Linked DNA regions of Homo sapiens: region 2 is linked to region 1. A link is a contact called in ENCODE Hi-C data. All regions are on one chromosome and are shown on one strand. The core of a region is the stretch at or near the end of the contact, and the rest is flanking DNA. Distances in the headings are between cores, read along the strand shown. Region 1 overlaps FYB1 (FYN binding protein 1). Region 2 holds the start of HMGCS1 (3-hydroxy-3-methylglutaryl-CoA synthase 1).

What was found. A loop is a pair of places that touch in the nucleus more often than their neighbours do. Pooled maps may share reads with other maps.
Region 2: a pooled map shows a loop between it and region 1 (5-fold over the local background). The contact joins the promoter of HMGCS1 here to the enhancer-like site in region 1. A Hi-C loop is called at or near these places in 8 of 50 pooled maps.

Annotation. Positions count from the first base shown.
Region 1 is chr5:39,201,846-39,205,344 of GRCh38, reverse strand. It overlaps FYB1 (FYN binding protein 1), which reads left to right. Exons shown (of 19, transcript NM_001465.6): 2 at 2,358-3,499. The coding sequence starts at 2,385. Among named protein-coding and RNA genes, the nearest start is that of FYB1, 16 kb to the left of the region's middle. Within about 2 kb of position 2,249, at least 5 of the 41 ENCODE cell types and tissues checked have a DNase peak (open chromatin) inside an H3K27ac peak, as active enhancers do.
Region 2 is chr5:43,311,794-43,315,292 of GRCh38, reverse strand. It overlaps HMGCS1 (3-hydroxy-3-methylglutaryl-CoA synthase 1), which reads left to right and starts at 1,881. Exons shown (of 11, transcript NM_001098272.3): 1 at 1,881-1,937. RefSeq lists enhancers at 1-359, 454-968, 969-1,485, 1,492-1,721, 1,972-2,111.

The sequences.
Region 1 (3,499 bases), core at 1,000-3,499:
AGAAAACTAAGCCTAAAGAATTTTGATGCCTTTTGTCCAAGGTTACATAGCGAGTAAGATTCAAACCCAGGCCACCTGGTTCCTAAGTCTGTGCTTAGTCACTCAGCTATGTAGCCTCCTGTTATAAATCTGGGATATACATTATATGATATGGAATTAAGTCTAGAATAAAAGGCATCTTCCACAGAGACAGACTTCCTTCAGTTAGGGGGCAAATTTTTGTTCTTGGTACTGCCATAATTATGCCCCTTGTAGTGACGTTTGGGGTCCTCTGCAACTCTGATCTCTCTGAAGGTTCAGGGAAGAACCCATTCTCTCCTATTCCCTCCCCCAAGCACCCAAATTCTCCCTTGTTCTGCTGTCTTCCTGCCTCTTGCCTTCAGGAATTGCTTGAGGATTTGAGGAAGTCAGGGGTGGTAGAAAAGTGGCAAAGGGAGGAAAGGTAGAAAACAAGCAGTTTCCAACAACTCAGATAAGGGAGGTAAATTAAAGTTACAAAATTCAAGTTGGAATTTGCTGCTCTGTGTTAGCTTTTCTGTTCCTGCCTAAATCCCTAGCCTCCTACCCTGCTACAGTTTGGTATGGACAGAAACTCTTGCTGAGGGCACCATTTCTTGTAAAATCACTATGCACAGTATTAATCTCAGTGCCTGCCCTCATTCTCCAAGCATATATTAGAATCCTGAGGGAGCCAGGCCCTGGTCTAGGTGATGCAGGGATACAAAAAGAAATGAGACATTTTCTGGACTTCAGAGCCCCAGATACACCTGAGTTTGCCTGCCTGTGCTCACAGTTCCTACAACTGTTAGGTAGCATGTTCAAGGCCTGGAGTTGCTACATAACAGTTCTAATAATAATTTCCATATATTGAACCCATATTGTACACCAGACAGGCATTTTACAAATTCCATGTTTAAAGCACATGACAATTCTGGCTAGGATTTAAACCCAGTTCTCATGTCTGGCCATGCCATCCTCCTGCAGTTCCAGCCTCATTTTCCTTTCTTGTGAAATGGGGTTAAATAATGTCATTCTTTTAGAACTACTGTAAGAATGAGACGGGATGATATAGAACAAAGCACATGTATTTACCCCCCACTAAATGGTAGTTCTCATCACTCTAAGAGGAAATAGCATAGGGGCTTATAGAAGCACCTGAAGTGTGCATGAGTCAGGAGGTGGGAGCAACCTTTCCAGCTGGAGGGACCTGGTTTTGCACCTTGAAAGATGAAATGTGCCTGGGTATGGGGCAATGAAAGGTGGGGGATGAGAGGTAGGAAAGCATGTTATGGGTGAACTTTAAAGCATGAAAAGGGAAATTGTCATGGCCACATTGGTTAACTTCAGTGATTTTTTTGAAGCCTCCAATTTTGAAATATTTCTAAAAGAACTAAAAATTTAAACTCCTTGCTTTTGAGACAAAGAGCAAACACACCATTAACTTTCCCAGGTAAAATGGGATTACATTCACAGAGAAAAATGAATGCCTATTATCTTTGCTAAGTAATACCTAAATTCTAGACAAGCAGGGGAGACTCAGTAAAAGCACCTCTGAGAAAAAGGGATGACTGTGGAAAGAAAGGTCTGGAAATAAGACTGACAGCCTGTCCCTATTACCTCTTCCTTATCTTCCCCCTTGTGCCTCCAGACCATAACCTCTAAACAGAACAATTCTGAAAGTGAGTACAATCGCCTGCTAGTATGGATACAGGTGAATCTTTAGTGCTAAATAATTACAAATAAGGAGAAGAAGTCATTTTATTACTTACTTATAAAAATGAGCAAGGTTTTTCTGCCACATCTCCCTGTTAACAAACAGAACTTCAATGTGGATAGAAGCAAAAAAAAATACTCTTGCAAACCACAGAGATGTATGTTAAACATGGCCATGCTGTATGAAGCACACAGCCTCAATTTACAGAAGAACTTACTTTCATTTTTTAAAGGTAGTTTCTACTTAAGAGTTTCAATTATAAAATATGGAAGAAATCTTTTTTTAGTCACTTCCATATTTTTTCAAGTGAAACTTTAAAAATAAATAATACCAAGTTAGAGTAAATCCAACAAGATAGCTAGAGAAACAGTGAGAATAAAGAAAGGATTTGTTCCTTAAGTAAAAATAAGCAAGTCAGTCCGAGATAAGCAAAAGAAAAAGTATATGCACAACCATAGCCTTCCTCTTTCAAGAAACTCTCGCAACTTATTTTGCCAGAGAGGAAGATAAATGTTACAATATCTTGCTAACCAATCAGCAACGCTGCAGGCCTCAAACCAGGAAGCTCTGTAAGGTATAGTATTTTAAACTGTGCAAGTAAGACTTTTGTCTCTCAGCTATTTTTTGTTCCCTATGTTTGTAGGATGGAAAGGCAGATGTAAAGTCCCTCATGGCGAAATATAACACGGGGGGCAACCCGACAGAGGATGTCTCAGTCAATAGCCGACCCTTCAGAGTCACAGGGCCAAACTCATCTTCAGGAATACAAGCAAGAAAGAACTTATTCAACAACCAAGGAAATGCCAGCCCTCCTGCAGGACCCAGCAATGTACCTAAGTTTGGGTCCCCAAAGCCACCTGTGGCAGTCAAACCTTCTTCTGAGGAAAAGCCTGACAAGGAACCCAAGCCCCCGTTTCTAAAGCCCACTGGAGCAGGCCAAAGATTCGGAACACCAGCCAGCTTGACCACCAGAGACCCCGAGGCGAAAGTGGGATTTCTGAAACCTGTAGGCCCCAAGCCCATCAACTTGCCCAAAGAAGATTCCAAACCTACATTTCCCTGGCCTCCTGGAAACAAGCCATCTCTTCACAGTGTAAACCAAGACCATGACTTAAAGCCACTAGGCCCGAAATCTGGGCCTACTCCTCCAACCTCAGAAAATGAACAGAAGCAAGCGTTTCCCAAATTGACTGGGGTTAAAGGGAAATTTATGTCAGCATCACAAGATCTTGAACCCAAGCCCCTCTTCCCCAAACCCGCCTTTGGCCAGAAGCCGCCCCTAAGTACCGAGAACTCCCATGAAGACGAAAGCCCCATGAAGAATGTGTCTTCATCAAAAGGGTCCCCAGCTCCCCTGGGAGTCAGGTCCAAAAGCGGCCCTTTAAAACCAGCAAGGGAAGACTCAGAAAATAAAGACCATGCAGGGGAGATTTCAAGTTTGCCCTTTCCTGGAGTGGTTTTGAAACCTGCTGCGAGCAGGGGAGGCCCAGGTCTCTCCAAAAATGGTGAAGAAAAAAAGGAAGATAGGAAGATAGATGCTGCTAAGAACACCTTCCAGAGCAAAATAAATCAGGAAGAGTTGGCCTCAGGGACTCCTCCTGCCAGGTTCCCTAAGGCCCCTTCTAAGCTGACAGTGGGGGGGCCATGGGGCCAAAGTCAGGAAAAGGAAAAGGGAGACAAGAATTCAGCCACCCCGAAACAGAAGCCATTGCCTCCCTTGTTTACCTTGGGTCCACCTCCACCAAAACCCAACAGACCACCAAATGTTGACCTGACGAAATTCCA
Region 2 (3,499 bases), core at 632-3,131, 4.1 Mb before region 1:
ACCTTGCCTTGCTGAGAATTAAAAAGAAAATTTTATATTCGACTGCTATTTCTTTTGCAGCATGGAAACTTTATTTATAACAAGATCTTCTGTATCTAATTACTAACCCTTTTTGTTCTCCATTGCTTGGCTTCCCAGTAATCAATAATCATGCTCACTTTGCTTAATTGAAGATTAACGTGATCAAAAAGACGGTCTGTTCCTTGTAGAAATTTCCGGTTGTGTAAGATGGTCATTCTCATGACCGTCTGGCTAATCATTTCCCATTATGTACTCCTGGAGTTGGAATTATTTGCGATTCCTAACGACAAAACTGTATCTTCTTTCTTGTGTTTGTCCTTACTGCCTTTCAGCATATTCCAATATGCCAAGAATTTTAATCTCCTACCCCACCCCAAATTGCTGTTGATCATAATCAGGCAATGTCTCTCTCTCTGTTTACTATCTAGTTACTTTACATACATATGAAGTGAGTCATGGGCAATACTGTGGAATGGAAATCATTACTGAGTGGTCCTCTTCCCCCAAGTCATTTATGCCACCACTTCACAGTGGTTCCATTTCCAATATATTTTGCCACTTTGCTGCTGAGAATGTGTCTTACTAGGTTAGCATCTATAGTGGTTAAAAGAATCTCCCATAACAATAATTGTGTGAATCACAGAATTACCAATGACCCCTTATCAATAGCATTCCTGTTAATTAAATTGAGATGGGGAGAGATACAAACAACTCCGAACCTCACTCATGGTCCCCCACCAAAGCTAAGTATTATGGCTTCTCTCTCTGACCAGATAGAGGCAGAGTTTATTGCAAAGCCACAAGTGTCCTCCTTTGGATTCCCCCAAATAGTGTTTCAGTGAATTCCTCTAGCTTGAATTGCTCCTCTCTATTTGCTGGGGGAGTTAGGCAGTCCGTATCCGATGGATTTACTATGCCGACAATTACGTGGCCTTTCCACAGCCTTTTACTTGGCAGGTACCACATATGAAGCTTAGAAGATACAGTGGGCAACAGGCCAAATGGAGTCCCTTTCCTCAGAGTGCATGGCCTGGCAAAAATCCTTGAATTCAGTATCAACTTCCCTTCACAGGCAAGGCTCTGCACCCTCCCCACGGATGCCTAATCCTGAAACCATTTTGTTTTAGGTTTAGTTAGAAAGCTTTGTCTCAAGAGCACTTTTGTTTGTTCTGTTTTCTTTAAGTCAAGGTAGTTTTGAATAAAGGAGACAATATTTGAGTATTTACAAATCGGGTATTTAGACTATTTACACATATACAAGTTCTGGGTGAAGTATTCTGCTCCAATTTGCAATCTACGCACACTTTGCTAGAAAACGTTAAGACTGAATTCAAATCAAGTACAGTATTTCAGAAATCTTTCAGGTGAAGCCTAGTTCTGGTTGCTAGGCAACCTGACAGACTCCCAAGCTGGGACCACCTCGCCTCCCACATTTGACCATCTCTCCAGCGGTGGGACGCGGAGTACCCATTGGCCCGCATCTCCTCTCACTTAGTCCCAATTGGTCGGAGAACCTCTCACTCCGCTCCCGTTGGCTCTCGCCGTATCTCGCAGCTCCGTCATTGGCAACTGGGCTCTCGTGCCACCTCACGTCAGTCTCTCACACCACTTCCTCGGCCCTGAGACTTTGTCCCCGCCTCTTCTCCCCGCCCTTCCAGCCACGAGGGAAAATCCTAGCGAGTCATCGCCTCTAGTTTCCTTTTGATTGGTAGAAGCCGGACTGGGGGGCGGGCGCTGCCGGGCAACTCTACCGGCCGCGATTGGCTGTGGGAGCCACCGTCCCGCCTCCCAGCGACTCTCGGCGGTGCCGGAGTCGGGTGGGTTGGCGGCTATAAAGCTGGTGGCGAAGGGGAGGCGCCGCGGACTGTCCTTTCGTGGCTCACTCCCTTTCCTCTGCTGCCGCTCGGTCACGCTTGGTGAGTGTCCCGCGCTGGGGAGTAGAACTGGGCTGCGGAGGTGCCGCGGGCGGGGTGTGGGCCAGACAGAGGCGGTGTCCTTGACTAGGCCCGAAGGAGCTGGGGCTCTGGGTCAGGACGTAGGCGTGGACTTTGCCCGGGAGGATGGGGCACCGTGAGCGGGGCCGGGCGGGGGTTCCCTCGTGAGGGACCTGAGGCCGACCGTAGCGGATCTGAGAAGATCCGAGAACACAGGCGAGTCGCGGAGGGGAGAACGCGAGAGGGCGTTGAGGTCTAGGTATTCTAACGACAGAGGAGTTGGAGGTGCCAGAGAGGCAGCTGTGACCGCCTAGAGGTGAGTGGGGGGTGTCAGGAGGGGGAGAGAAGACAGTTGGGCTACCAAGGCGTTTCCAGAGCGTTGGTTAAGGGTGGACGCCAAAGGATGGGCAAGATCCTCTTTAGACGGAGGCTGGTAGGTTCGCAGGGGGTGTGTCCTGCTGCCACATATAGAGTTGATGGAAAGAAGGGAAGTGGGTAGCATTACTTTTCTTCCTCAGCTCAGGTGCAAGAAAGCGTTCACAACCGTGATTTAGACCTGGCTAAGTACTGGGGCTCAGTCTGTACTTGCTTCAAATCTCATAGATCACTGCCTCCCGCCTTCCTGCCTCCATATTTTTTTTTGTCTACGTTTTAAAAAATAGGCTTCCTTGGTGTTCTGAAATCCCACATCTCTCTCCTACTAATACCTTCGGGACCAGCTTTAGGTGATACAGTGTAATGGGCAGGCACTCACAGAGTCCTCCCACAAATAGGTTTTGGATTAAGCTAAGGATATTTCAAAGCAAGTATATGGAGTCTTTGAAAACCCACGTCTGGCCTTGACCAGTGGTAGAGAAACGATTATTCTGATCCACTCTGGAGGAGGGATTTGGGGAACAAATAATGTGAGGTTGTGCCTGTTTGTCATGCTTGTCCCTATGGCCTTAGCCTTAAGGCATCAGTAGCTGCTTTCACTGCTCACCTCTGCTGCAGCTCCCCACCTTCCCGAGGATGCTCTTGCCACCTGCTGCAGTAGGATGATGTGTTCTGGTTGCTGCTAACTAACATTTGCTCTGTTTTAGGCATGAATATGAAAAACAATGACAAGATAAACAACAAAATTAAGACAAATGGAAGTGCTCCTAGAGTTAACAGATTTTTCCTTCTGAGATGTGTTTTGGACTTTATTGCACAGATACTATTAGATGAGAGGCAGTTGAAAGTCGTTAACATTATCCGTGTCAGTAGTTCTTTGCACTTGAGACACCTAAGCAGCTTGTGTTCTTTAAACTTTATTTTAAAATTGCAGTTATTTTTGTGTGAAGAAGGGGGCAGGGATAGCATACCTTATGGGAAGAGAGAAAGGCTTTCTTTGTGTCTACCTTTGTAGATATTTCTCACCTAAGTTTGTAAGTTTGCCCTTTATTCGGTTCTACTTTAGTTCAGCTCAATTCTAGTATAATCATCAGTAACCCCAGCACTCAGAAGGTCTGACTTACGCTGTGGGGAGGGAGTGTAAAAGGATATTTTATGTTTGGAGCCAT